2 separate regions of the Homo sapiens genome follow, and region 1 is linked to region 2. Evidence: read pairs that join two places in POLR2A ChIA-PET (ENCODE). Cell type or tissue: endothelial cell of umbilical vein. All regions are shown on one strand. Each heading gives the region's core, and the rest is flanking DNA. Links, peaks and the distances in the headings are about the cores only.

Region 1 (15,605 bases), core at 3,889-7,888, 66 kb before region 2:
GTGCAGAAATGATGAGCTGGAGGTGAGGGTGCATCAAGCCTCAAGGGAAGATTTAGTTTGTTTTGCTTTTGGATTTCATATAAATACCCACACGCAGCTAACGAATGGAATATTTTCACAGGAGAAGAAAGGGCTCTTTGTAAGTGTGAGATTGAGGGGTCTTATACTGGAGATACTTCAAGGAGATCAGAGCTGGGGGCGGGGGAGGGAAGGTTGACTTGGATTTCCTCACCTCTTCCCCCTTCAGTCTTGACACCTGAAGCTTGACTCTGGGTGTGCCCTGAGGAAGTGTATAACATTGGGAGAGTGATTCTGGGGAGGGACAGACAGCACTGGGGCAGCTGGCCTGGCAGAAGTGAGAGGACAGACGTATATTTGGCGTGTGTGGGAACCATTTGCTTGTGTTTACCCTCAGTGTTCATTGTTAGTCCATGTTTGGATGAGAGGAACTCAGGAACAAGCAGCATGGTAGAGTCCCTGACCTAAATTTGATGATTGTTTCTCAGTCACTTCCTCAGCAATATTTTCCCCAAGGACAGAAAAAAAGGTTTCTGACTCTCTTTCTCTCTTTAGGCCCAGTCGAAGAATATCAGCTGCTGCTTCAGGTGACCTATAGAGATTCCAAGGAGAAAAGAGATTTGAGAAATTTTCTGAAGCTCTTGAAGCCTCCATTATTATGGTCACATGGGCTAATTAGAATTATCAGAGCAAAGGCTACCACAGGTAAGGTGGCTCTCGGTGACTGGATGTATAAATGGGGAAGGCGGGTATATCAGTCAGGCTAGGTTGGGTTATGCTGTGGAAACAATCATCCCTACAATCTCTGTGATTTAAAAGAATAAATGCTTTATATCTTCTTCATGCTACATGTCCATTGCAGATTGGCAGAGGGCTGTATTTGTTGCCACCAGTACCCAGTGATGTATCAGACCCTATCTCATATGTACCCATGCTGAGCAAAAAATAGATGAAACACTGGAGGGTTTTCCACGGGCAATTAAATTCTCTAACTCAGAAGTGACCGCAGTAACTCTGCCAACAACTTTTTGGCTAGAACTGGCTCCATGGCCCCACTTAACTTCAGGGGACTAGGATATGCAATCCTGTGTACCTGGAAGACAGCAAGAAATATTTGGCAAACAACATTAATAAGCACAAAGGTGGGATTCAGAGAAGTTAAATTATTGATCTAAAGCAGTGATTCTTAAAGCATGGTCCCCAGGCCAGCAGCAGCAGCATTAGGGAACTTAGCAAAAATGCAAATTCTTCATTTGTCTTGACTTAAGAGGATCAGAAACTCCAGGGTGAGATCTTCCAGGTGATTCTGTGTCGCAATAAAGCTTGAGACCCATTCACTGCACACCATGGGTATTTTCACAAAGGTGTCTGGTGACTTTGCCCTGGTTCTTGATCTACTGAAAGAAAAAAAAAGACGACTTCGGTGGGAATTTCAGGTGTAATAGAAGGGGGCAGGCATATAGGATTGCTACTAGAGAAACTTTTCATCATGACTTTCCCCAAAAATGTTTCTCTGCCTTTGTCATCTTGCTTATAAGGCCTACTTGGGAGTGGTAGCAGGTGGATAGAAAGGAGCCTCCAATGAGATGGTGGTCAAATACGCTCTAGAATCCTTTAAACAACTCTCCTGTTACAAGTGTCCTCTTCTGCTTCTCTCTTCCATTGCAGTGGCTATGTATGGGGTATACATCCTTCTTTTGCATGCTAATCCCAGCCATTGTAGCTTTATGTTTGTTAGCTTTCTGATACCAACCTCAGAATTTATTGAGTTGGACATTTTCTTACCTTGACTATATTGCTGTCCTGGTTTCATCCTTCTAGCTTTTGGTGAGAAATATTAACCATTATTTTACTTTTAATGGCAAAAATTGCTATTACTTTTGCACCAACCAAATCCTTGGTCCAGATTCCATGTGAGAGCTAAGGATCACAAATCACTACTCAGGGTCAGGCGCGGTGGCTCACGCCTGTAATCCCAGCACTTTGGGAGGCCAAGGCGGGCAGATCACTTGAGCTCAGGAGTTCAAGACCAGCCTGGCCAACATGGCAAAATACTGTCTCTACTGAAAATACAAAAACTAGCCAGGGTGATGGTGCGTGCCTGTAATCCCAGCTACTCAGGTGGCTGACGCACAAGATTCACCTGAACCCAGGAGGCAGAGGTTGCAGTGAGCTGAGATCATGCCACTGTATTCTAGCCTAGGCAACAAAACAAAACAAAACTCATAGAAGATGTAGGAAGTTAATCTGAAAAATAAACATATATAAAATAAAATCACTGCTCAGCAGTAGTCAGTTTATAAACCAGAATCCATGAGACTGAGTTCTATTTCTTGTGCAGACTGCAACAGCCTGAATGGAGTCCTGCAGTGTACCTGTGAAGACAGCTACACCTGGTTTCCTCCCTCATGCCTTGATCCCCAGAACTGCTACCTTCACACGGCTGGAGCACTCCCAAGCTGTGAATGTCATCTCAACAACCTCAGCCAGAGTGTCAATTTCTGTGAGAGAACAAGTAAGCAACTAAGAATGCTCTGGGCTGGGGCTTCTCCCACCCCAACATGCAACAGAGAGGGGACGCTTGCTCATTGTCTAGCTAGTCAATGTTTGTTTACAGGGAGATTGAGGGACAGTGATGATACATCATGTTAGGCCTGTCTGGACCCAGTGAGAACTTTCATAGTACAGAAGATCCAGAAACACATGGTGACATGTGAAGGTCACTTCAACCTTTAGGTCCATCCAGCTCAGCTCTGCAATCATATGATTTTATTGAGATTGAGGAAGAGTTGCTAAAATTCCAAAAAGAGGAACTGCTTGAGTAAGCAACATTTGTCTTCCTACTCTCTTTTCACGTCTTTTGCCAACATCAATTTCAAGAAAAGGGGAGTCTAGAGATATGAATGCAGGGAGGAATATATAGTGAATGATTCCATTAAAAGAAATCTCTCAATTGTCAACAAATATGTGTACTGAATGCCTTGTTAAAACAGAACAAAAGCTAAAAGTCTAGCTTAGGAAACCAATGGAAGCTGAGGGAGCTATGGTTAACTTAGATTTATGTTCAATGAAAGGTGAGATGAGCCAAATGACATGGACTCCAGGACATAAAGGACTTTACTAAGCTCCTGCAATGATTACTCCAGTTAACTGGAAGCCCCAGATATTGGTGGAACTGAGCAAAGAGTGAGCCTGAAATAGCCCAGCTTAATTGGGAATACTGGCTCTCCTTCCTGGGACTACAGCAATTCAGGTTATGGCAACACATTACTTATTAAGCACCATCTTTTCACCCAGATCAGGGGCAAATTCTAGGAGGACACACAGAAGAATTTCTCTTGCTGTCTATGAATTAGGAGACTAGTTGTAGAGGCCAGACTGTAATACAAGAAAGAAAATAATGTAATTTCTTCAATGAATGTTGATGAAAGCCTATGTTTTGAAAGATGGGCACAGTGGCTTACACTTGTAATCCTAGCAATTTGGAAGCCTAAGGCGGGCTGATTGCTTGAGCTCAGGAGGAGTTCGAGACCAGCTTGGGCAACATGGCAAAAATGCATCTCTACAAAAAATACAAAAATTAGCTATTTACAGGTGTGGTGGTGTGTGCCTGTAGTACCAGCTACTTGGGGGGCTGAGGGAAGAGGATTGCTTGAACCCAGAAGACTGAGGCTGCAGTGAGCCAAGATCGTGCCACTGCACACTAGCCTAGGTGACAAAAGTGAGACCCTGACTAAAAAAAAAAAAAAAAAAAGAAAAAAGAAAAGAAAGAAAGGAAAGAAAAAGGTGGTCCATGTCTAATCCATCTTTGAAAGATACAAAACTGGATCAGACAGGGATGACACTTATGAGGAGCTTCCCACAGTACCGTGGAGATGTGCATAGATGAGACATACACAAATCAATGTTTAGGAATATGTAAGAGGATGGGAGGCAGATAGGGATAAAGTACTGTAGGAATTTAGAGGAGAGAAAGACTCTGCATCTGAGGATTAGAGAAGACCTTGTGGAAGAGATGATATTTGACTAGGTCCTGAATGAAGGATAAATAGAATTTGTCCACACAGAGAATTGTCCCATTGCAGAGAAGTACTGGCAATGGGTAAGTAAGGAATGTGTTGGAGTTAGCAAGTAGTGTTGCTGTTACGGTCATCGTTTAATTTTTAATAGGGACAATGCTTAAGCTTATTGCCCAGATGAAGATACATTTCAGAGTTCAGTGAATGCCTTCTTTAGTGACACATGAGAGGCCACGCATTTACCTACTTTTAAGGTTGCCTTGATTACCAGCACTTCCCTATTACTGCTCCAAATCTGCAGTCAGAAACTCTGCTTTTATGTATGCATCCTGTGTTATTTTAGGTGAACATTTCTTATGAAAAAAATTTGAAACATCACTGTTGAATAGATGACTCTGAATTGTACTTCTATAATTGTATGCTACTAGTAAATCAAGTTAGAAATTTATTATGTCTATAAACTTATTTTTATTTCCTACAGAGATTTGGGGCACTTTCAAAATTAATGAAAGGTTTACAAATGACCTTTTGAATTCATCTTCTGCTATATACTCCAAATATGCAAATGGAATTGAAATTCAAGTAAGCACTTTCTACTTATTATATAAGGAATCGTTTGCTACACTCAAGTTCAAATGTTTTCAATTCAGCATGTATATTTAATACATATTCTTAATTATTCGTTTTCAGTGAGCAAATAACAAAACAGTTATTTGCTCTGCCCACAGTTGAAATTCCCTGAGTATCTTCTTTCTAGGAAAGTTTAGCAGCTGACTTCTTTGCACTTCTCTTGTGTTCAGTTTTGCTCACTTATTTTAGCAATATACTAAGGCTTCTTGATTATTTTCTCTTTTAATTTTTTTATAAAAAATTTTTATGGACCGGGCATGGTGGCTCACGCCTGTAATCCCAGTACTTTGGGAGGCTGAGGCAGGCAGATCACTTGAGGTCAGGAGTTCGAGACCAGCCTGGCCAGGATGGTGAAACCCAATCTCTACTAAAAAACACAAAAATTAGCAGGGCATAGTGACATACACCTGTAATCCCAGATACTCAGGTGATGAGGCACGAGAATTGCTTGAACCCGGGAGGTGGAGTTTGTAGTTAGCTGAGATTGTGCCACTGCACTCCAGCCTGGGTGACAGAGTGAGACTCCACATCAAAAAACAAAAAAAAATCATGATCTAAGCTCAATTGTCAGCATTTGGGATTTGTTCTATAAAGAAAACTCTGTTGTTAGAGGCTGAAGAGAGTTACTGAGCAAAACTCTCAACTTTATAATAAAGTCACATAAAAACTAGATCAGTGTCCCTCTGCCTAGGATGCTGGCTCAGGTGTAGCTCTAACTGAAGACCCGAGCAAATACTTAATAGATGGATTCGGTCTAAGTACCTGTAAAAATTAATGGCTTGTTTTTCATAAGGAAAAAATGGATTTTGGGTAAATTTATTCTACGATCTGGCATCAAATTCATCTCCTATTCTAAGCAGTTGGTTATTCACAATTTATTAGCAATCTCAAAGGTACATTTTATACGTGTATATGTATGGATATGTGTGTGTGTATGTATACATTCACAACTGTTATTTTAACTGTATTTGTATGACATGCAATTACTTCCCACTGTGTCTCTTTTCTTTGCTCCTTTGCTACTGTTGATTTATTTATTGTCTGTATCAATTTTTGCTCAAATGTCTTTCTGAAGTACGGGAAGAACAATTAACACATTGTTCTTTGTTCTCTTTCTAAGCTTAAAAAAGCATATGAAAGAATTCAAGGTTTTGAGTCGGTTCAGGTCACCCAATTTCGGTAAGTAACACAATGGTCTTAGAAGGGCATCCCCAGAATTGGGCACCAGTTCTGCAAAAGGCAGAGTGCTGTTTTTAGGTGACCCTGACAGAAAACAGGACAGAAGTCATCTTTATAGTAGGATTTTTACTAAGTGAACAAGGATCTGTGATGCTTTAAAAAGTCTGAAGAGTAAAGCCTAGATTCTCACTTAAATGAGTTTAGGACCTTAAATTTTTTTTTTTTTTTGACAGAATGTCACTCTTGTCGCCCAAGTTGGAGTGCAATGGCACAATCTAGGCTCACTGCAACCCTGCAACCTCTGCCTACCGGGTTCAAGAGATTCCCCTGCCTCAGCCTCCCAAGTAGCTGGAATTACAGACACCTGCCACCACATCCAGCTAACTTTTTTTGTATTTTTAGTAGAGACAGGGTTTCACCATGTTGGCCACACTGGTCTCAAACTCCTGACCTCAGGTGATCCGCCTGCCTCGGCCCCCAAAGTGCTGGGATTACAGGCATGAGCCACCACATCTGGCCTAGGACCTTAAATATTGGAAAGCATTCTCAAAACTGTGGGTCAGTGAGTAGAACTACAAAACAATAGCAGTAGGGCAGAAACTTGAAAGAAGGCAGGAGATCATGGTGACAGTGGATGGGAAAAAGTGAGGGTTGGGGATAAGGGTTGCGGGTTGTCGAAGGGTGGATTTTCTCCTTCAGCAACTACAGGAGATATGATGCCTCATAATTCGGAGCCAGAAGTGGGGCTTTGGGTGAGATATCTTTGCACAGATAACATGTATACATCATAGTTCAAAACCCAGTAGTCATTGTTTACAGCAAATAAAGAAATATTTAGTAAATTATCCTTTTGTTTATGCCTTAATTCCAAAAGTTGTTTAGTTAGCCATGTTTACATTAATTACCAACTATTAATAATCTGTCTGCTTGTTAGAGAAAGTGGCTTAGAGGTCAGAGAAATTGACTTGTGATTTTTTTTCACAGTTAACTTAAAAACACCCATAGGACATTTTCTCTTTTCTTTTCTTTTCTTTTTTTTTTTTTTTTGAGATGGAGTCTCGCTCTGTCGCCTAGGCTGGAGTGCAGTGGCACGATCTCGGCTCACTGCAACCTCCACCTCCTTGGTTCACGCTATCCTCCTTCCTCAGCCTCCCGAGTAGCTGGGACTACAGGCATGTGCCACCACGCCTGGCTAATTTTTTTGTATTTTTCGTAGAGATGGGGTTTCACCGTGTTAGCCAGGATGGTCTCGATCTCCTGACCTCGTGATCCGCCTGCCTCGGCTTCCCAAAGTGCTGGGATTACAGGTGTGAGCCTCTGCATCTGGCCAACCCATAGGAAATTTTCAACAGCATTTGCTATAAACATGTTGTTCTGGGCATTATCCTTTAAGTCATACATGAATAGTTTTCTTTAAAATTCAATACCAGCAAAAACACTGCTTTTTTTTATATTGAGGTTTATACAGTTGATCATACTTTCAATATTCATATTTTTCTTTTCTGTGATCCTTGTTTTCTATTTATACTTCTAATTTATATTCTATCATGCATATCTTATAAGCTGTCTCCAATAATCTGCAGACCAAATCACAGTAAAAGTAGGCACAAGTCTATAAACTACAACTTTTTACTTTTGTTCTGTTTCATTTTGTTTCAATATGGGGTCTCACTCTGTTGCCCATGCTGGAGTGGAGTGGTGCGATCTCAGTTCACTGCAGCCTTGACCCCTGGGTTCAAGCAATCCCACCTATGCCTCCCTGGTAGCTAGGATCACAGGCACTTGCCATCATTCTTGGCTAATTAGTTGAGGTCTTGCTATGTTGCTCAGGCTGGTCTTAAACTCCTGGGCTCTAGTGATCTTCCTACCTTGGCCTCCCATAATACTGGCATTACAGGCATGAGACACGAAGCCCAGCCTAAAGTTTTACTTTTTGCATATATGATTTAAAATAAATCTCTTTTAAAAAAATTATTTTAAAAAATAAAGAAGGGTTTCACCATGTTGACCAGTCTGGTCTTGAACTCCTGGCCTCAAATGACCCACACACCTTGGCCTCCCAAAGTGCTGGGATTACAGGCATGAGTCACCATGCCCAGATTAAAATAAATCTTAATCTCTCACTCTATTTACTTATCTGTCAAACAGGACAGTTATACACCTGTGGAACCTGGTTTAACTTCACTAAATCAAACCTATAACAAGCAGGAAAATACTCTGTAATCAATAGAATGGACATATCAATACAAAGGTATTGTGACCATCATTAAGCAAAAGGGTGTCTGCACTTATTTATACATTGTGAGCAGAAGTTCAATGTAGTAAGAATTTGAGCTGCGGAACTTCCGATCAATTAGTAATTAATAATTTTTTCACCCAACTTCTCATTGGGCCTCAGTTCTCTTATCTATAAAATGGGAATGATACACTGCTTATCTCATGAGTTATTGCAGGATTGACTTAATGTATTGATCTCATGTGCTTTCATGTCTTCAAACACATCTGTATGCTGATGGATTCTAAATTTATTACTTGAGCTCGGGCACTCCCCTGAACTCCAGACTCAAATAACCAACGGCCTACTTGACAGTCTCCACTTGGTTTTCCAGCTGGGATGTCAAATGTCATGTGTCCAAACTGGGAATCCTCTGACTCTCCCCTTCCTAACCTATAACTTATTTTTCCCACTGTCTTCCCTATTTCCATTACAGCAATGCTGTCCTTCCACTTGCAGAGACCCAATCCTGGAGCCATCCTGTGCTATAATTTCTTTTATTGAGGTATAACTTGCACACAGTTATGTGCTCAAACTTTGTGTATGACTCTATCAGCTTTGAAAAACGCTTGTGCAAGTCCCTTCCTGTCAAGATGGAACATTCCCATAACCCCAAAAGTTCTCTTGTGTTGCTTTCCAGCCTCTTTCCATGCCATCCCCTCACGCCAGAAGCAACCACTTGTATGATTTTTATCATCACAGGTTAGTTTAGTCTATTCCAGAACTTCACATAAATAGAATAATCCAGTTTTTTTTTTTTTTTGCATGTTCGGCGTCTTTCACTCAGCATAATGTCATTGAGATTCATCCTCATTTTTCTATCAGTGGTTCCTTCCTTTTTGTAGTCCAGTAGTACTCCATGGTAAGAATATACAAAAACTTGCTTTTCCATTCCTTGGAGTTATTATTGACTGATTTCTTTCTTTCACATCCCAAATCTTCTCCATTAGTAAGTTCTATGGCTCTGGCTCCAAATAAAACCTGAATTTGACCACATGCATAGCTACCCAGCTAGTTCAAGCCACCACCAGCTCTTTCCTAACTGAGTTCCCTGTACCTTGCTTGCTTCCCTTCCATCTGTTTTCTACACAGCAGCCTTTACGGTCTTAAAAAGATAAATCTTATGATGCCACTACCTTTTAATAAAGAAGAAAACTTTTTAATAAAGAATGAAATCGCAACTCTAATGTCCTATGAGATCTGACTCCTGGTACCACTCCAATATCATCTCCTGCTATTGCTCCCTTGCTGCTGAATTTCAATCATCCTAGTATTTAAGCTTGTCAAACTCACAGGCATTTTCCCGCCTTAGGACCTTTACTTGTGCTGACATTCCACACCAGTGTTCTTTGCATAGCTGGCCTTTTCTTCTTTGCATAGCTGGCCTCAGGCCTCAGCTTCAAAGACCCACAGCACAAAAAAGCCTTCCATAACCAGCTTTATTTAATGTGGGGCCCCATAATTATATCTGTATATATACAGATGTATTTATACATATATATATATCATATATATATGTATTTTTGGTGGATACTTGTTTTTTTATTTGCCTTGCCTTATCCACTAGAATGTAAGCTCTGTTTACTTTATTCCTATGGACCCCATGGCATGTACACACAGCATAGGCCGGGAGTGAATGAATAAATAAGTAGTGAATCTCATTTCTCTTTCCCCATAATCACTGCAGAAATGGAAGCATCGTTGCTGGGTATGAAGTTGTTGGCTCCAGCAGTGCATCTGAACTGCTGTCAGCCATTGAACATGTTGCCGAGAAGGCTAAGACAGCCCTTCACAAGCTGTTTCCATTAGAAGACGGCTCTTTCAGAGTGTTCGGAAAAGGTAATGCTGGATTCCCATCCTCTGCTTAGGTTAAGAGAGTCCTTTAATTAGTAGTTCATTTGTGTCCTCAGGAAGTAGATTTGAGACGTTTGAATAACGAATTGTTCTCTAACTGCCTTTCAGCACAAACAGGCAGCTGTTTCCCCCAGCACCAAGATGAAACTTAGCTTCAACTGACTATTTCAAATTCTTGCTAATTGGAAATCTGATCTGTACCTCTTAGTGTAAACAGTGTGGAGAACTGACTTCACTGCAGGCTGTGATGGAAAGGGCTCAGCAATAGTTGACTGGCACACATGTTGAAAGAGCCCTGAGGCTGACAATATTCCTAAGTCACAATCCAAGAAATTATGTCTTTAACACATATAAAGACAGACAGACAGACACGCACACACACACACAAACTGTTTTTCTTCAGATATTTATCTTTTTCTTTTACATTCAATCTTACGCCTTTCCTACCAAAATTTGTACCACTCTCTTTCAACAACATTTATTCTATAAATATTTACTGAGAATCCAAAGTGTCTAGACACTTAAAATGCAGCAATGGTGAAAACAAACAAAAATCTTAGCTCTGGCTGGGTGCAGTGGCTCACGTCTATAATCCTAGCACTTTGGGAGGCCAGAGTGGGCAGATGACTTTAGGTCAAGAGTTCAAGATCAGCTTGGCCAACGTGGTGAAACCCCGACTCTACTAAAAATACAAAAATTAGCCAGGCCCAGTGCAGTGGCTAAAGCCTGTAATCCCAAAACTTTGGGAGGCCAAAGAGGGCAGATTGCCTGAGATCAGAAGTTTGAGACCAGCCTGGCCAACATGGTGAAATCCCGCCTCTACTAAAAATACAAAAAAAAAAAAAAATTAGCCAGGCGTGGTGGCACACACCTGTAATCCCAGCTACTCGAGAGGCCAAGGCAGGGGAATCACTTGAACCCAGGAGGTGGAGGTTGCAGTGAGCCGAGATCACTCCACTTAACTCCAGCCTGGGTGACAGAGCGAGACTCTGTTACAAAAATAAATAAATAAATAAATAAATAAATAGCCAGGCATCGTGGTGTGCACCTGTACTCCCAGGTACTAGGGAGGCTGAGGCAGGTGAATCACTTGAGCCTGGGAGGTAGAGGTTGCAGTGAGCAAAGATTGCACCACTGCACTCCAGCCTGGGCAACAAGAGTGCAACCCCATCTGAAAAAAAAAAAATCATAGCCCTTGTGGATCTTCCAGTTAATGTTTCCATCTCCTAGTTCCAATCATGATAAGAATGCATTATTAAAGGCTAGCAGCAAAAGTAGCAACTGGTTGCAATGTGAGCTATGCTTAAAGAGGTACAGGTAGGAAGTGCTACCCACAAATAGCAACTGCCCATCTTTTAACCATAACATTACTGCTTTATTCTATAGTGTCTGGAAAATTGTCTGGCTTTCTAATGTTCCTTTAAAGAGTAAAAATATTTCCTGAGAGTAATCACATCTTTCCTTATTATCACCTAATACTTACTAGTTGATAGCCCATTAAAAGTGATATTGTTGGCACAGATCGGACACCTGGAAGGAGGAGTCAGCCTCAGGGAGGGTAAGGCATCAGGAATGAGTAAGGAATGTTGAGAGGGATGAAGCAGGACATCAAAGACAAACTTCTCTTACTTCTGAATTTTGCCTGGATTTCATCTCCAAAAATGAGTTCTAAAACATTTGAACATGACTACATGGTTTATATAGAGTGCCAGGATATTCTAGGATCATTTTTCTTTGTTGTTTTCTTTTGTTTCCAGCCCAGTGTAATGACATTGTCTTTGGATTTGGGTCCAAGGATGATGAATATACCCTGCCCTGCAGCAGTGGCTACAGGGGAAACATCACAGCCAAGTGTGAGTCCTCTGGGTGGCAGGTCATCAGGGAGACTTGTGTGCTCTCTCTGCTTGAAGAACTGAACAAGGTGAGGCATTTTCACTGTGTAGACTTGCCCTGGTCTTGAGTTTCAGAGTGGCAATATCCCAGTGAGCATGGCTAGGTGGAGGGTAAGTATACCTACGTGCATCATTGGCCAGTATGCAAAGAGCAAGGATGACATCAGACCCTGGTGAACCCGTGGAGTCGTGCATGAGTGGTAGCGTCTGGGCAGCAGAGTCTAGGTTGCAGCTCAAAAGACAGAGTTGATAGTTTTGTCAGGCAGAGGTGTTGTGGAGGAGTGTATCATTGCTGAGGAGGTCTATGATGGATGGTAGAGCAGCAACTAAGCTGGCCTCAGAAGTCCAGAAGACCTGGGAATTAAAGAGAAGAGTGAAGGTGTGAGTCATAAGCCAGCAGGCTTAGTACAAGTAAGGATATATCTATACCAGAAATTAGGGCAAGGAGTGGGTCAGACAAAGGTGAACCATATAAAATGACTGAACTGCAATGGACCTTAAGGGGCATCTGGTTTACCAACCTCATTTTGCAGATCAGAAAACAAAAGACCAAGGGGCCAATAGTTCCTCTGGTAGCAATAGTTTTGAATTAGAAGCATGGTCACTTGATTCCTAGTCCAGTGCTGTATTAGTCTGTTCTCACATTGTTATAAAGAACTATTTGAGACTGGGTAGTTTATAAAGAAAAGAGGTTTGACTCACAGTTATGCAGGATGTACAAAAGGCATATCTGGGGAGGCCTCAGGAAACTTACAATCATGGTGGGAGGCGAAAGGGAAGTAAGCACATCCTTATATGGTGACAGGAGAGAGAGAGAGAGAGAGAGAGAGAAAGAGAGAGATGGAGAGAGAATGGGGGAGATGCTACACACTTTTAAACAACCAGATCTTGTGAGAACTGTATCATGAGACAGCACTTGGGGGATGGTGCTAAACCATTAGAAACCACCTCCATGATCCAATCATCTCCCACCAAGCCCCACCTCCAACATTGGGAATTATAACTCGACATAAGATTTGGGTGGGGACACAGAGCCAAACCACATCAGGTGCTATGCCCTCCACATGATGCTCTCTTAGGAAGGTTCAAGTATTAAGACAAGTAAGACAGAAAGAAGGAAATAAATATCTAGGAATCAGAAGAACTCAAGTCACAGAAAAGAAGGACCCCAAGACCAGTTCACAGATACTGTTCAGCAAGTAGATTTCCATATTGAGCAGAACTTCTATTCCAGCCAGAGACCTTGCTTCTGCTGCTGCAGTAGAAAACCCCAGAATAGTATTCATCAGAGGACTGTGGAATGTTTACTTCTCCCTTTGTGGATCTCAGTTTCCTCATCTGTAAACTGGGGAAGGGGATTAGATTCTGGGGTTTCTTCTTGCTCTTGCCTTCGTTGCCTCAATTCTGGACATGAGCAATAGTTGAGACTAGTTCGCTCCAGGCAGATCCCAGGTGGCTTGAACAGAAAACAGCATTGTCAGTTGAGAAGAACAAGAAGGAAAATGGCGGGCACTTGGGCGCCTGAGTGGACTTAATGTTGAGTGGAAGGGGACTGCCTTCCTTTGCTGCTTTCCAAGTTAGCCTGGTGTAGTAAAAGTAGATGGGAGCCTCAAGAAAGAAGTAAAATTCCAAATCTAGGGCCGGGTGCAGTGGCTCATGCCTGTAATCCTAGCACTTTGGGAGGCCAAGCCGGGCAGATCATGAGGTCAAGAGTTCAAGACCAGCCTGGCCAACATGGTGAAACCCCTGTTTCTACTAAGGATACAAAAACAATTAGCTGGGCGTGGTGGTGCATGCCGGTAATCCCAGCTACTTGGGAGGCTGAGGCAGGAGAATCCCTTGAACCTGGGAGGCAGAGGTTGCAGTGAGCTGAGATCATGCCACCGCACTCCAGCCTGGCTGACAGAGCAAGACTCCATCTCGAAAAAAATAAAAAAAACAAATCTTGTGACAAAACGGGGGCTGGCACAAGCCCAGTAGTCAAATCTCCATGTATGTTTCTCTCTCTTCCCATCTTACAACGCATTCTCAGTGTAGCGTGGTGAACATAACAGGATTACTACCAGTAGACCTACCCTAACATTTTCCGCTGAGTGCTCTTTGGAAGGTCATTAAATCTCATTGAACATGAGTTTCTGTATAATTAAGATAATAATTTATATGAAAATGATTTTTAGTAAATCTTTGCAAGTTTCAGTTTCCTTAGCTATAAAATGAAAATAATAATGGCACCTCCCTCAAAGGATATTGAAAGAATTCAATGAATGAAAATAATAATGGTACCTCCCTCAAAGGATGTTGAAAGAATTCAATGAATCCCTGGTAAAGCACCTAGTGCAATGTCTAAAATATAGAAATCACTGAATAACAGCCTTTGTTACTATTGTTATGTAATTATCCTACATTAGAACACACCATACAAATGTTAGTTCTATATGGCCAAGACATCTGATTTAAATTTGATGAAACACAGCATGTCATTGTTTTCTAGAACTTAACCATTTTCGCTTCTAGAATTTCAGTATGATTGTAGGCAATGCCACTGAGGCAGCTGTGTCATCCTTCGTGCAAAATCTTTCTGTCATCATTCGGCAAAACCCATCAACCACAGTGGGGAATCTGGCTTCGGTGGTGTCGATTCTGAGCAATATTTCATCTCTGTCACTGGCCAGCCATTTCAGGGTGTCCAATTCAACAATGGAGGTATGGTCTGCCTGTGCTTGAAGGGCTCACTTTAAATGCTTGATCCTGTAGGAGGAATGACAAAGCCTTAAATATGGGGAACTATTGGAAAAGACAGAAAGCCATGTATGCGTCTTTATGTGAACTTTACTGCTTCCTCTGAGGTATACAAGGAACTCGGGATCAATAGTGTGTGTTCAAAGGAAGACAGAGCTGCTCTTATGCAGGTTACCTGGGCAGCACCCAGCTTAGAGGAGGGGGTAAGCTTTTGCACTATGTGACATAGGCACTGCCTTTTCAACATGTTTGCAATCTATAATTTTTCTTTCCTGTGGCCGCAAGCTCAGACTTGAACAGTGTATATTTTAAGAACTCCCTTCATAACACCTTCTCTCAACTGAATATGGTTTAGTTTGGATATTTAAAGATTAACTTACAAATTACATAAATGATACTTGGTCACTATAGGAAGTGCAAATAAGCAAAAAGAAAAATAAATTATCTGTAGCCTGGTCACTTTAAAATAAACACTGCTTACATTTTAGGTATCACCTCAGTACCTAGAAGAATGACAAGTGATATATAGCGTGTGCTCAATAAATATTTGTTCAATAAATATCCTTCCAAACATTTTGGGTGTATACATTTTATATGTTAAAGGATATAATGTTTTACAAAACTGGATTATATAATGTACATTAAATAATCACACAATAATACTTAACTATATATGATTAAAATTGTTTCAGAAGTGACACTAAATATCAGTAAGTTAAACTCCCTGAGTTAAAGAAAAGATACTCCAATTTGTTTTTTTAAAAACCTGACCACATGTTGTTTACAAGAGACCAACTGAAACAAAATGACACAAAAATGCTAAAAATAAAATGAAGAGTGAAAACAAAGCAGGCAAACACAAAGCAAAAGAAAACAGAGGTTTCTAGGGGCAGTAGAAGTAGAACATCATGGGATTCTGGACTAGAAGGCAAAGAGGGCTGGGTCAGAGTAAGACTCAGGTGGAGTGACAGATGCTTGCAGCCAGAGTGTCTGGGAGCC
Region 2 (15,605 bases), core at 4,327-8,326:
CCCAAACAAAACAAACAGGGTTTATACTCTGATGCAGAATGCCTAAGTCTAGTTGTTAAAGACAAATTCCTTTTTACATCAACTAAATATAATCATATCCAGTTCAAACTTCCAAAGATACAGAGATTTTTAAAGCGAGTCGTCTTTGGGAAATGTTTAGGTGTAGTTATTGAGGTTTCGCACATTCTCTCGTGAACATCCTCCCTTTTAAGATGTTTCTCACTTCCTTGAGCTCTCCAATGCCAATGACTTTTGTTCTACTTCAGCAAATCACCTTGTGTTGAATAGTAAAGGGTGTATGGAGTAGACAACCCCAAGCTGTCAGTAAACGCAGTAATCAGCTTCCCTAACAAGCAGGATGCTTGTCCTTAACTCTAAGGACACGAGGTTTCATTTCACGTGGAAAGAGTGAGTGAATCTGAGATGGAGCTAAGGACAGTACTGCCATTTCATCAAGGACGGAAGATAATTATGATTGTTCCTAGGCTTCTTTTTCTAGAAACTTTTTTCTACCTCAGTTGTAAATAAAGAGTGAAAAAGAACGTGTCTACTCTATGACTCAAAATGAGTCTGTTTTTCGAAATAATAGTTTAGTGACTTCTTTCTCTTTCTTTAAAAGACAACCTACAGAGAAAAACAAGCATCTGTATTACACACCATGCAGAATTAAACATTGGTATTTTGACTTTTTTTTCTTTTTTATTTCATACATAGAATACAAAGAAAAACCTCTTTATTCCCTGTTTAGTCCTATTTCATGCCTTCTTCCTCCTAGACTGTATTGTGTAGCTTTTCAATATATAGCATTGTATATGTATTTTTTCTACAACTGATCTTTTTCCCTCTGGCTTTTTAAAAAACTTTTACATGTATTTTTCCCCATCCATCTTGATACATACAGACTTAATTTATTATTTCTGTAATAATATCAAAATTTTTCTATTAATGTTTCTATGATGCATATATATATATTTGTATTATAATTATTTTGAAGAGTGTTGCAGTTGAACACTCTTGTGTTTCTCCTTGTATATATAGGCAAGAATTTTCTAGAATATATGATGTGACTAGAAATTTGAACTATCCTGGACACTGTGAAACTGCTCTCCAAAGTGGTTTACTGAATTATACTCACCAAGCAGTGTGTGAGAGTTTCTAATTCTTCCCAAAACACTAAGCAGGATTTGAGAATCCCTAGTTCCCTAAAACACTTGGTTTAATCTATGTATGTATGTATGTCCCCTCCCTCCCTCCCTTCCTCTCTTCCTTCCCTTTCTCCCTCCTTCCTTGCTTCCCTCCCTCCCTCCCTCATCTTCCCTCCCTCCCTCATCTTCCCTCCCTCCCTCCTCTACTTCCTTCCTTCCTTCTTTCCTTCCTTCCTTCCCACTCTCCCTCCCTCCCTCCTTCACTTTCTTTTCTCTCTCTCCCCTTCCTCCCTCCCTCTTTCTTTCCTCCTTTCTTCCCTCCCTCCTTCCCTCCCCTTCTCTCTCTCTTTCTCTCCCTTTCTTTCTTTCTTTCCCTTCTTTCTCTCTTTCTTTCCCTTCTTTCTCTTTCCTTCTTTTCCTTCCTTCCTTCCTTCCTTCCTCCCTTCCTTCCTTTCTCCATCCTCTGTCCCTCTTCCTCCCTCTCTCCCTCTCTCTCTCTCTCTTTCCCTAACACCTTTAGTTTTAAGGGAAATATATGATAGCTGTCAGTTGCCCTTCTTTAGGCCAACATTCCTTTTTTCCCAAGAACAATGCTACTGATGTTTTACATGTTTATTCCTTCTTTGACGGGTTTAATATTATAGTGTCCATACTTCCTTTTTATTTTTATGTGAAATAATGAAAGTTATAGAGCTCCTTAATAGTCCCCTCTTAGAGCTCCATCTTCAATGACAAATGTGATATTAGTAGTTGGCAGAGAAAAACTGACAATGAAAGGAGAGCCTCACCTCTAATGCAGGTGAAGACAAAGCTCGTGTGTCAGTCTGTGATGGAGTCTCCCTTCACAAGTCTACTCATGGTTCTTGCAGAAAGAGCCACACGTTTGTGGGAAGTGATCTTTAAGCACCTCGTAGATCACATTTGTTGTATTATTTGCCATTGATCATTTATAGTTCTCATGATTACTCCAAAATCAAGAATCACTGTTCTCAGGAACTTCCAAACTTCCAAACTTCCACACTGAGCTGTTAGATAAGTCATTTCCCCTGCTCTAAATTACAGAATTAATGGCAAATTCATTTTGAAAATAAAAATTAAACAAAACAAAACAAAAAGGCCTTATGTTTGGCTGCTGATCTGGTACTAAGAGCTTTAGTGAGTCAAACCAAACTGATTGGCCAGACCGATCCTTAAAGATAAATTATTTTATATCTTTGATATTTAAAAATATAGATTGTAAGTCACACACACTAAAAACACAGCAAATATAAAAATTAAAGAGAAACCAAACCACACAAATATATTTATGTTTTCTGATTTATTCCTTTCAAAATGTCACTGTCCCCTATGTTGAACGCTTTGCTATAGCTGATTGATAGTAGGACATTTCTGAATAGTTGCCTATGTGGCAAGAATTCCTAAAAACACTGTCTTAAAAAATACTGAACACCTGAAATGTATGCCCTTTGCTTATCAAGGTTTTCTTTCCTCCAAGGTACTGGTTTTAGTGAGTCCAAACCTAGGCCACTTTCACCATATTTAGTAAACCCGTGTCCAGTTATTGTTTTACATAGTTCTGCTTTGGGCTTTGCCTGTACTCCTGCCCTAACTGAAACTCTGTACACACCTAATTGTTCAGCTGATATCACTTTGTCATTCACTTTCATAATCAACACACTTAGTTTATTCCCTGTTTTTATTTTACATACTCAAGGAACGTATAAAAATAGGCCAAATATTTAAGAAAACAGTTTTGCCATTGAAAATTCCTGATACAACTTGCTGTAAGCACTATCACCTGCCTTCTGTTAAAAGACCATTTTCAAAAGGTGAAATCCTGACTCCAATATAAAATGACATGTGAAAGAGATTTTATTTAACTCATTAATTAATGAAGGGAGTGGTAAAACGTTAGAACTTATTCAAAGGGAAATCCCAAGAGCAGATATATTTATATAGAGACAATCAGGAATGCTGAACTGAGTTTGCTAAGAGCTACAAAAACTGGCTAATATCCTAACGTGCACTAAAATTTAATGTTTGAAATAACCATTTCTATAGGGTGGAAGGCAATTATATATCTACTGGACAAAACTAATGTGCATTTCTATGGTCAAAAATCATTTGTATTACTATTAGTTTCTACGTCCTTCAGAATTATTAAACATCCAGTCAAAGATGATCAAATGTAGAGACCCCTATAGATTCAGCTCTCCAGCTGTAAGTTGTTTGCTAGAAAACTCTCAACACTCTGTTGACAGGACACCCAGTCATCTTTTCCTATTTTAAAGCCTTTCACTATTTTTTCTGACACTTCCATTTCCAATGGAAGTAATATCCATTAATTAGGAACCAAATTGAGACTTCATAAAGTAAGTTCAAATGATTGGCTTAATAAATATCTTTGCTTTGTTCTAGATAGATGCATATATTAAATGACAATTAAATGCACAAAACCAGATATTGAGAATCACCTATGTTTTGATTACCTTTACAGATGATAGAGTATGGGTCTTGTTACTGCAGCTTGTACTCCAATCATCCAGCCTCACCTGGGGCTTCTCACTCATATACAGTCCTCGTCAACACACAAAGTGACCTCTTGATTCAGGGGAACCATGAAAAGTAACCAGAATATATGCTTAGAAATTCCAGACGTAATATTGTCATGGAAGTATTCAAAATCATGAAATAAAAAATGACTATGTGGTTTAATAATGTTTCAAAGTCCAAACAAAATGCAGAAGCTAACTGTTGTGTTTTAAGAGCGGTCGTGGCATGTCCCTAGACCCCCTTTTGCCTTTTGACTTCTAGAAAAACAGGCTTGATTCATCGGGGAGCCTGAGAAAGTGCAGGAGAGTCAGGCAGGGTGCACAGAGCCTGCCTGTGGTGCACTGCTTCCAGATAAATGCTGACTTCACAGGGGTTTTCCTCCCCTCCCCACCACCTCACTGTTTTCTAAGCTTTGTTCCATTCATGTGCTTCTTCCCACTTCTCCTGTCTTTATCCTTCCTCCCATATCCCTCCCTCCTCTTTTCCTCTTTCCTTTCCACTGCCCCTTCTTTCTCCCTCTCTCTCCCCTCACCTCCAACAGACTCCCATTTCATTCACCCTTGCTAACTTTAGTCCTCCTTCTTGTGGGCATTATCTAAGACTTCACTTTTTGAATAGAGGTTGTTGCCTGCTTATAATAATCTCTGTGAGGCAGCAATACACAGCATATGACAAACTGCAGCATTTTCATAATATTCAGCAATAGCTCCGCAATATCACCCGTGAAGTTGCTCCACTTTGTAAAACTATAACAACAGTCTTGTGTTTTCCTCTAAGTCATATATTCTCCTTTCCCTAACATGTAATAACTGTAATTAATTTGATTTTATTTTGTAAATTAATCAAAAATAATTTGATTTTATTTTTAAATTAATCAAAAATTAATTTGATTTTATTTTGAGACCAGGCTGGTCTCAAACTCCTGGGATCCAACAATCCTCCTGCCTCAGCCACCGGAGTAGCTGGGACTTGTACAAGTGCGCACCATCGCACCCAGCAATAACTGTAGTTGATGACGCTCCTCCTCCTAACATTAAACCCACACAAACCAGACACTGCTGGGTCCTGGATGCTAGGGATATAATGGTGAAGCAGACACAGTCCTTGACCTCACAGAGGGACAGCCCAGCAGGAGACAGAGAGACAAGTAGGCAGGCTTCCTTGCTTTAGTGTTATGAGAGAGACAAGCATGGTTTGCTTGGAAGAACACCAAAGGGGCCCAGAAATTGGAAAATGCATTCTGAAGGATGTCAGATTCAAGGAATTGGATCTTGGAGGGGAGGACATACTTCATTGAGTGGAGAGAGGTGGGGAAGGAGGGAATGAGAAAGGGCATGAGGAGAGCACAGGTGAAAGTGGGCTTTGAGGGAAAGTAGAAGAGATTGGCCATTGTGCATTTAAGGGTTTGACCTATATCCTTAAGCTCCTGAAAGATTTTAAGCATGGGAATCCCACCATGAAGATGGCATTTGAGAGACATTACCCTGGTTGCTGAGAGGAGAATGGATAGGAAGTGAGGGAAAATATGGGCAAGGAGACCACTGTGTGATTTTTACTCAGTGATGTGTTTGTGGTCTTTGCCTGCTCACACCCGCAACCCAGCATCCACCCTCCTCCCCCTCTGCTGCCTTGCAGCAGCTTCCAAGTGTGCTGCTGTTGGAGGACTGACTGTCACCCTGCTGAACACAATGGAGGTAGTCCAGGTCTCTCAACAACTCAGCTTGTGAAAATCCACATGGCCCAGAGTTCCCACGTTCTTTCTACAGCCAGGACTGGCTTGGTGAGTCTACGGCCTGGTACAGTTGCATAGAGCCCTGTGCTCCAGAGAGTCCCCACACTTGCTTTAATGTTCTATTGTCACCATCTTGAAATTCTTAATTTTCAAATGAGTGGCATCACATTTTCATTTTACATGAAACCCCATAAATAATGTAGAGGGTCCTACTTCACTCCACGGATGGTGGCCTCCTGATAATTCTTTAAACTCTAAGGCAAAATGGCCTGAGGGCTTTGGAGTCAGTCCAAGATTAAGAAAGATCAGACTTTCCAAAGACAGAGCTTAGGGGGTCTTGCCTGAGGCTGGGAATGGATTCTTCCAGGGCCTGTTCTAACCTGCCTGTCATCAGCTGCTCTGTAATATGACATCTGGACTGGGGCCAGAATATGCTCCAGCTCAGTGGAAGAAGATGAGGACATTCTTGACTTTTACAGAGTTAAACACTTAGAGGAACTTCAGGAAGAAAGCACTTGGTAAAAGGTAAAGTTGGCTGGCCCATCAGCTCCTTGCCTGGGGTCCTGCTGCTTCTTTTCACAGTTCTCAGTATGTTTATTCTCTTCTTTCCAGTGGCCAGAGGACAAGTTTCCTGTTTCCTCTAGGGAGCCTGGAGAGAGGCATCAGGCACCAAATATAGGAAATCATGTGGAGAGGATCTCTTATTTATTACAGTCCCCATATTACTTCCCTCCCCCAAGCCCCCGCCCCCCACCTCCAGTCAGTCAGTGTCTCCCGTCTTCTTCCTGCAGCAGAGAACAGAAGGCAGTTCACCTCTGCTCCCGACAGCCTGGGAACCCGCAAGAGCCCCAGCATTTGAAGTCTGGTCTTGTGAAACCCCACCCTCCTCTGGCTGTGTGATTGAATGGGATGCCCTCGAGGTTCACCTCACCTGAGAGGGTTTTGGGCAGATCAGCAGTAAGGTGTTAAATTTTAGAAGCCTGAAAACTCCAGAAGAGAAAGGTAGGTACCTGCATCGTTTTGATTTGCCATGTTAAATGTGAATCCGGCTGCTCTGGAATAGATGTGCATTTCCACGTGGCTTTTCTAGCTGGCTTCACGCTCTCAACCTGTGTGTCTTGTGGAGATTTACTGATTTACAAGACTGTGAGGGGCAAATAGTGAGATGGGATATGACATATGGATTTTTCAAATCTGTACATCTTTGGATAAAGAATGCCAGCCAGTATATAGATCATGGTGTCGATTCTTATTTTCTTTGGAGTGCAAATCTCATTAGAAGTAGTTTTTTTTTTTTTTTGGCTTCTGCATAAGGGGTAATTTTTACTAACTGCCTTTTCTTTTTAATAGTATAGACCTCTACCATGATTTCTTTATTACTCCTTTCTGAGGTTTTCAGTTAAATAGTAGATTTGACAGAGAATTTGCTAACAGAAATAGGAACGGGTGTTCCTAATTTAGAGTGCCTATGTGCTATAAGAAAAAAAAAAGAGTACTTTGTTCAGGGATCTGGTGGACTTCCACATTATTTTCTAGAATTTGTGGTTAAACAGTTGTTATTCCCGAGGTTTCCTGAAATTCAATACCAGTAGTGACAACGAATATCCAGGGATGTCTCGGAGGCTTGTGGTGGTGGTTGTCTGCAGGGATGGTGCTCACTCCTTAGCTGGGTGCTCTTGTTGGTCACCATTGAGGCTCAAGATGATAGGTCACTGAGACTCAGAGAGGAGCCAGGTCTTATTTAAGTACCACTATAAATTTCTCTGGATTTTTTTGTCATCTTATGTTTTTATTGTTTCATTTTGTCTTCACAACCAGCCTTTACTCTAAGAGAAATAATTTATACAGACTTCATGGAATATCAAACAATTCATACCTATTTATTGAACATTTACTATTCTTTTCTAGCTTATTTAGTTCCGATGCTCATAATTTCTTACCACTTATGTATTTTACCTCAATACAGTCTCCCTCCATTCTATCTTCCATACCCTGCTACAGGGGTCTTGGGAATATGCAATTCTAATAATGCCACTGTCAGTGAGATATATATATATATATATATATATATATATATATATATACACATATATCTATATATATATAATTTTTTTTTTCTGAGACTGTGTCTCACTCTGTCGCCCAGCCTGGAGTACAGTGGTGCAATCTCAGCACAACCTCTGCCTCTTGGGTTCAAGTGATCTTTGTGCCTCAGCCTCCCAAGTAGCTGGGACTACAGGCACGCACCACCACGCCCAGCTATGTTTTGTATTTTTAGTAGAGAAGGGGTTTCACCGTGTTGCCCAGGCTGGTCTCGAACTCCTGACCTCAGGTGATCTGCCCACTTTGGCCTCCCAAAATGCTGGGATTATAGGCGGGAGCCATGGTGCCCGACCTCAGTGAAATATTTCTATTGCACTCTGTTGCTTACAGCCTTGCTACCTAAAGTGTAGTCCAAGGACTAGCTGCATCAGGCATCAGTTGGGAGTGATCACTTGGGAACAAATTCTTTATTCCCTCCCCAGATTTACTGAATCTGCATTTTAATCCCTGGGTGATGCATATGCACATTAAAGTTTGAGAAGCATTCACTTAAAGAAGGTAGAAAAATCAAAAGTCGGCTCCTTATCATCCTGCCAGCCTCACCCTCTCAGTATCTGACTTTGCAACTAAACTAAGTACCTTGCATTTCCCTAATATTTGAATGCTCTAATGCCTGCCTATTTCTGTGTGTGCTGTCCTCCCTGCCTGGGACACCTCTATTCATCTTCCCCACCCAATTGCCCATTAAGGCCTGGTTTGTACACCTTCATTCCCCTCCATCCATCTTCTACTAAGCGGTTCTCAGGTCTGCTATTTTTCTGGTACTTAGTGGAATGTTTTGACATATCCCTAAGCACATTAAGTGATAGTTGCTATATTTATTTTGACTCTTGAGGAGTTATTGGTCTTCTATGTCTAAACCCATAGCATTTGGCACAGTTTTGGGCACATAGCTTCTGCTCAATCAATTTTGTTAAATGAATGAATGAATGAGCAAATGAATGTGTACATTGTCTGAAAAACCCTAATTATCAGATCGAGATCTATAGTTTGAATCTTCCAAGGATATTTTTAATCCCTATAGCATTTTCCCACACTCTTCTTTCTGAAATGTTGCTGGATTCATTTACTCACCAAATATTTTGAGTACTTTCCATGTGCCATGCCTTTTAGAATCTACTTCTTTACATCTATGTGACAGCCTCTTTCATTAGTTGTTTCCCTGTCAGTGCCCCTCATTCTCTGCCACTCGAAGTCAAGGACTCACTGAGTCCCTTTCACAGGGCAGGCAGTGTGCTATGTGCTAGGGATATGATGGCAAACAATATAGATGTGAGTCCTGCCTCCATGCAGCGCTCATCTGGAGGACTTACTTTTTGTCATCCTCTATGCTACCTCTCTTTCATGGAAGTATTAAGGAAAACTGAAATAAGCTTGATCCCTAACAAATGCTGGCACATCCAAGTAAAGGCCTCGAGAGCTTAAAGCTTGAAGTCAGTGTGGTTCAATAGAAAGACAGCTGAACTGTGCTTTGGGGCCCCACATTTGGTCCTGTACCTGCAACTATCTTGCCATGTGACCCTTGGGTGGGTCCACAACTTTTCTCTGAACCTTGAGTTTTTCAAGTGGTGAAAAAGACAGAGAGCTACAGGGGAGAGAATCCCTGATTTCAGAGTGCAAAGAGAAGACCATATCCACAGAGCCTCTGCACTCACATTCTCTCATGCTTCATGGTAATTTGGAAGGCGGTGCTCTGTATTTCTCTGAGTCAAGCCAGCTCGAAGAGATCTTAAGAGAGCCATTTTATTACTATGCCCACATGTTCAGCCATTGACATTAACATTGTGCTTTGGTAATTCCCCAACAGCACAGTTTGCCCGTGACTCCTGGAGAGCAGTGCCCTGCAACTCAGAGAAATCCATGAGACATTCATTGCTGGGTGCAGAGCTGCTTTGAAGCAGGTTAGATGAGGAGGGAGGAAAGGCCTCCATTAAGCAGTCCCTGCTTTAGGAAAGCAGCCAGGAAAAGAGGAGGAAGTAGCTCTACCAAGTGGTGCAGGAAAAACCTAGAAGCACGTAGACATATAGCCAGTTCCTGACATCATCCCTCACTGCAGCACAGCTAAAAGGATTCCCTTTCTGACTACATGTGGTATTCTCCTTTTTCCACCCAAAGATTTGTGTCTTAGCCATATTTCACCTAGAATCAAATGGTGGAGAAGGGCATAGTATCATTTTCCCCCATGCTTTGCCCTTCCATAGAGCACATGGACACTTGGGAGAAAGCAAACAGACACAGCCAGCAGGTTTAGGCTGAAGTAAACTGCCGAGGCGCTCTCAAGGGACAGCTATTTCTGTCTTCCAGCCTTCTTCTCTTCTCCCTCCATTGTCCAGAGCTTCCAAATGAGATGCCTCCTGCACCTCTAGAATCCCTTCTTGCTTCGTGTTGCTCCTATGCCTTTCTGCCTCCAGGCTTCCACCATGCCCACCTTGTCTACAGCTGCCTTTCAGCAACTGAATGTTTTCTGCTGGTAATTTCTTACCCACTCAAGTTCACCTTAATCTCTGTCAATAAACACACGTCGTAATAACAAAAGGGATATTAACCTGCATGAGAGGTTTCCAGTGGCCTGCCACAGATCTCAGGCTATAATTTGAGATCAGCCTGGACTATATCTGGCTCAATATTTCTTTTTTAATGAGAGGCATGTTGTGGGCTAGAAAGAGGCAGACCTGGTTTTTAATCTCCTGTCTTGAACAAGTGATTGTATCTTGCCAAGTCTTTGTTTCTGAAAATATGAACTAATACTTAGTGCACAAAGTTGTAAGAAGATTAATTATCTAAAGTGCCAAATAGGTTCCTTTAAAAAAACACCAAGTCAGCCAGGCGCAGTGGCTCATGCCTGTAATCCCAGCACTTTGGGAGGCTGAGGTGAGCGGATCACGAAGTCAAGAGATCGAGACCTTCCTGGCTAACACGGTGAAACCCCGTCTCTACTAAAAATACAAAAGTTAGCTGGATGTGGTGGTGCTTGCCTGTAGTCCCAGCTACTCAGGAGGCTGAGGCAGGAGAATTGCTTGAACCCGGGAGGCGGAGGTTTCAGTGAGCTGAGATTGTGCCACTGCACTCCAGCCTGGCGACAGGGCAAGACTCTGTCTCAAAACAAAACAAAACAAACAAAAAACAAAAAACACCAGGTCTTAAAAGAGGAGGTTGGCCAAGATGGTGAAAATGAGAAAACTGTCATTCACCAAACAGTTGAAGGATCATTCAGGGGACAATTAAAGTAAGAAGTACATCTTGAGCACATGAGGGCTGCTTTTAAATATTTAAAGGTTGCTCTGTGTGGGAAAAGGGAAGGCCAACAGAAGATCAATGGGTGGAAATTATAGCGCAACAGATTTCAGCTCAATGTGTGGAAGGATTTACCCACCATCAGAATCATCTAAAAATGAGTGAGCTGCCTTGTGGTGTGGTGAACGCCTTGTCCCGGGCAATGTTCCAGCACCCTGGAAGATGGACTAGTGGCCAGGGTGTTCCCAAAGGGATGCCCATAATGGGTGGAGTCCGGGTGATGACCTCAAAGGTCCCTTCCCGCTCAAAGCTATCAAGAGTCTCGTGATGTCAGTGCGGTGATCCAAGCCACCAAATGAAGGTCTGCAAAAAATATCATCAGGCTAGAGTGAGGATAGCTGACTTTTCACCAGCTAGCCCTACCTATCTGCTGCAGTAAGTTTAAAATAGGGTCTTAGTAACAATGGAGTAGGCTGGACTTCCAGGAAAGAGCAAAAAAGAAACGAGAACAATGAGGAGGGAAAACTTCACTGTAAACCACTCTTCTTGGGTTACTCTTTAACTAAATTATGGGTTACTTCTTGTGCTGCAAACACATTCCTATTTGATGGAAAACTGCCACATTTCTGTACATTTTCAGCTCAAGTAGAGTCAGGCAAATAACAGCAAGACTCAGAGCTTTGGCCCTGATTTCTCCTCTAGCTAAAATGGAAATATGACTACATGGATATGGGTTCCTAGCCATTCCGAGGTCTAACTTTAAAATGTGAAAAAGAAACTGATTCTACCATCTTCTAAGTTGCAAGGACTATGAATGGAATATTTGACTTTTGGAGAGAGAAGAAAGCTGGCTGGAACTGTCTGCCTGCTGTGAGTCAAGTTCACTGGCCACTGCCTTCTACCCATCTTTCCTTTTCTGCTACATGAACCACCTCAAGAGCAGTCTCTTTGTGAAGTAGGGATCTGGAAACTTTTAGAGAAGTAAGACTTAGGCTTAGGTAGACCCTATACACATCAGCAACCACTCCAGGCAGCCCCAGAGCTTTCTGTTAATACTTTATCCTTTGTGGACTCAAAGAACTTGCAGTTCTGGACCCTCACATGTTTCTGACCATGCTTGGGCAGCATCTCAGCATGCCTTTGCTTTCTTCAATCTCACTTTGAGATCCTGGGGGAAGAAAGCAGCAGTCCTTTCAACAGAAACAGTTATAAGCAAATGCTATATGTTTTCAGACCGAAACAAAGCCATGATATATTTTATTCTCAAGGCTTACCTAAGTTAGCTTTCTTAAAAACACTAATTAAAAAAAATCCTTTGAAATGTAATCAACTGTACATGACAAAATCATAGAAACCCTTGCAGACCAGGGTATTTATTTTTAGATGCGCATCAGCCTACCCAGCATAGCAAAGCCACTGTCTCATGTCCAAAGCATGGCCCTGGGAATTTCCTCTAACAAGGCTGTGTTTCCGCCCATTGTTGTAGCACAAAGGACAGAAGGAGGCCTGAGTAGAGGCTCATGTTAACCCCGCCTAGAGTAAAATCTGGAACCTGTCATCACCTCGGTTGGATCAATGTGGTCTTGAGGGCTGGGGTCAAGAGGGAGATTGCCCGCCAACTCTGGACAGATGCAAATGAGTAGTCATCCAAAAATATTCCAGAGACCGGTGACGGCAATTCAAAAGTAAAGCGTCAGCTTTCTTTTTGTAGTCAAGGATCTAAATCTCACCCGTACTGTGAAGTGAATTCTGGTCTAGACCTGAGACAGCGATGCTGTTTGAGGATCTTGGCTTGAATTGCAATTAATAAAGTGATTTTAAGAATATTTTGTTTTAAAAAAGCCATAAATCTGTGTACACACAGCCCCAATAAACACACACATACACACACACACACACACACACACACACACACACACACACTCACTAGAGCAAGTATCAGATACCTGAATCACCCAGAACTTTACTATTATTCTAGGCCAGTTTCTGATCCTTTATTTATTCATTGATGAAATGGGCATAACAGATCTCACATCCTATTAGTTTGGGGATAAATAAGGTATAATATTACAAATAATCTCACCCAAACTAGACTTTTGCTTAAGTTTTTGCATCTTGGTCCTAACATGTTTTGAGCTTCTTACAAGAAACTTGTGCACAAATATTTACTGTCAAGTCTCCAGGGGTTTTATTTGTTTGTTTTGCTACTACAGGAAAAGAAGGCCAATTTGTTACTTAATTGGCACACTTTACAAGCAAAGCTTTTCATGCCTTTGTCAAGTTCCTTCTACTCCTGGGGAAGGTCACTGCATTATTACTCAAAGTTGCAATGCTCAGGGCTATGTCTGGGGGTCTCCGTGAAAGATGAAGAGGTGGGTCTCAGGTCTGCACACAGCAGTCCACACACATCCTGTCCGGTGTTGAGTCTGTGATCTGCATTCCACAGCCCCATCACCACCCCTGCCCAATCAAAGGCCCAAGGAGCAAGGGGGACCTGCACGTACAAACACCAGCCTGAGCAGGGACTGGGTTGTTGGCCTCTGCTGGCAGGTGGATGTCCAGGTCCCCCCTCCAAGGTCCGCAGATTCAGGAAAATGTGCTGTAGCCCTTTGGTGAGAATGTGAGAATGTTAGTAAAAATGCCTTCATGGATTGTTTTGTTTGCAAGTGTTTATTATCAGACACCCCTCAGAGGTTCACAGGGCAGGTTGCGAATGTCCGAAGTGGGGCCTGGGAATTTCCTTCCACAAAGCCTGTGCTTCCTCTCTTTGTTACTCCTCAAAGAACAAGTTGGAGCATTACTAGAGATCCTTACTTAACCCTTTATCCTGCCCACCACTTCTTCGTTTACATTACAGAAAATTCACGCTGCCAGCCATCTAAGGAGCAAAAAGATGTTTGGGTTTTGGTAGTGGTGTGCACCCGCAGATGTGCACATATGTGTGCATTTGTGTGCATGAGTGTGCATATGTTTGTGTGTTAATGGAGAGGAAATAGGTAAAGCACAAAACGTATTGCATTTTAAAAGGTTTTCATTCAGTGTTATGACATGCAGCCATCATTGGTCAGACCAGAGAACACTTCTTTCTTTATCGTAATATGTATTCCCATATGCTAAAAATGATGACTCAATTGCAGTTCCCTGTCCCTAGGGAAGGGCTATCTCAGAATTATAGTTGCTTTTCACCTTTGGAGTCTACTTATTGGCTAAAGCTGGGGTATAATGAGTTGAAAGGTATTTCAATCAACTAAGAATTATTTATTGAATATATTCTATGTGTCTGAACTCTACTAGGTACTAAGAGAAACCAGAGATTCTGCCTGCAGGAAAATTCAAGACCATATATTTATACATATATACAAACACACAAACTCAACGTGTTGCAAATGAGAGTGCAAAGAAGCCAGATATTTGTATGGTCTAAGGCCAGTAAAGATTAGAAGAGGGACATGGGCCCTCACTCAGCCTGGAACTCTTCAATTATCCCCAGAGACATCTTTATGGTGTCTTCACCGTCCTTAAATCTCCAAGCACTAGCGAAGCCCAGTGTGTGCACCATGCACATACACATGTACACACTTGCACACACAGCCTGCTCTCAGGAAACGGCTGTGCCTTCTTGGAGGAAATAACGCCATTGGCCTTCTCACCACCAAATCTGTGCCAGGATCAGCCTCAATACCCATCTCTTTTGCCCTCCTGTTTTGTCCCAAGGGAAGAGGGACCCTTCCCTGCCTCCAGAGCTCAGCTCTCCCGTGCTCCTGCCCTTTATTCCCATAGCCTCACTAGGCTCACCTCTTATTGGCCCTTTCCTGTTAGCATTTAATTATGCTTAGATCCTTCTCATCTTAAAACAATAGGAGCAGAAGCTCTTCCTAACCCATATTTTTCCTCAGCTGCACTTCCATCTTCATTTTCCCTCACCACAAAATTCTTGAAAGGATTATGGCGATTCACGTCTTCACATCATCACCAACCATTCACATTGTGTTCTGTCTACGCTACCCCAGTGTACCTCAGCAAATGCTTTTGCCAAGATTCTCTTTGACCTCTGTATCCTCAAATCCAACTCATTTACTGTCAGCAGGACTTCACACTGTTCTCCACTTCCTCTAGTCTTGTCCCTGCCTTCCAGGACACCAATGCTCCTGGCCTCCCTCCTTCTTCTCTGGCTGCAACTTCTCAGTTGTTTTTTACAGGTTCCTTTCCCTCTGCCATTTCCTCAGCTTCCCAATGGCTATAACCGGGGCCAGCCACCTCTTCTCCATTCATTCTTTCTCCCTACTGTGGTTCATTCCTCTGCCTGGATTTCTCTTTCCTGCCTTCTCTGTTGATATAGTTTGGCTGTGTCCCCACCCAAATCTCACCTTGAGCTGTAATAATCCCCACATGTCAAGGTTGGGACCAGGTAGAGATATTTGAATCATGAGGGCAGCTTCCCTCATACCGTTCTCATGGTGGTGAATACGTCTCATGAGATCTGATGGTTTAATAAATGGGAGTTCCCCTGAACAAGCTCCCTTTACTGCCACCATGTAAGACATGACTTTTCTCCTTCTCACCTTACACCATGATTGTGAGGCCTCCCCAGCCATGTGGAAATGTGAGTCCATTAAACCTCTTTCCTTTTTAAATTCTCCAGTCTCAGGTATGTCTTTATTAGCAGCGTGATAACAGACTAATACATTTGTCAAGTAAACGATCCTCCTAAGCCCATTTTAAATGTCACCAAATTACTTCCTTTTCACAGGTCACCCCATCCCTGTGCAGAACTGATCTCCCTGCTAAGTGCTTTGCAGCACTGTCCCAAGCCTGTTTTACAGTGCCTTTTGTGTTTG

The links. Peaks named below come from ENCODE experiments on the same cell type or tissue, not always from the same donor. Only the 100,000 strongest peaks of a DNase experiment are listed, where the experiment ranks them.
Region 1: POLR2A ChIA-PET joins it to region 2 with 6 read pairs; 2 of 35 experiments call an interaction of 5 or more read pairs at or near these places.

What each region holds. Positions count from the first base shown.
Region 1 is chr6:47,010,972-47,026,576 of GRCh38, reverse strand. It overlaps ADGRF1 (adhesion G protein-coupled receptor F1), which reads left to right. Exons shown (of 15, transcript NM_153840.4): 4 at 574-723; 5 at 2,360-2,533; 6 at 4,519-4,619; 7 at 5,788-5,846; 8 at 9,809-9,960; 9 at 11,733-11,896; 10 at 14,382-14,570. Among named protein-coding and RNA genes, the nearest start is that of ADGRF1, 24 kb to the left of the region's middle. In endothelial cell of umbilical vein, for the core only: no CTCF peak of the experiment used is centred there; no DNase peak of the experiment used is centred there.
Region 2 is chr6:46,945,561-46,961,165 of GRCh38, reverse strand. It overlaps a transcript of ADGRF5 not described here. Among named protein-coding and RNA genes, the nearest start is that of ADGRF5, 31 kb to the right of the region's middle. In endothelial cell of umbilical vein, for the core only: no CTCF peak of the experiment used is centred there; a DNase peak (open chromatin) is centred at 6,075.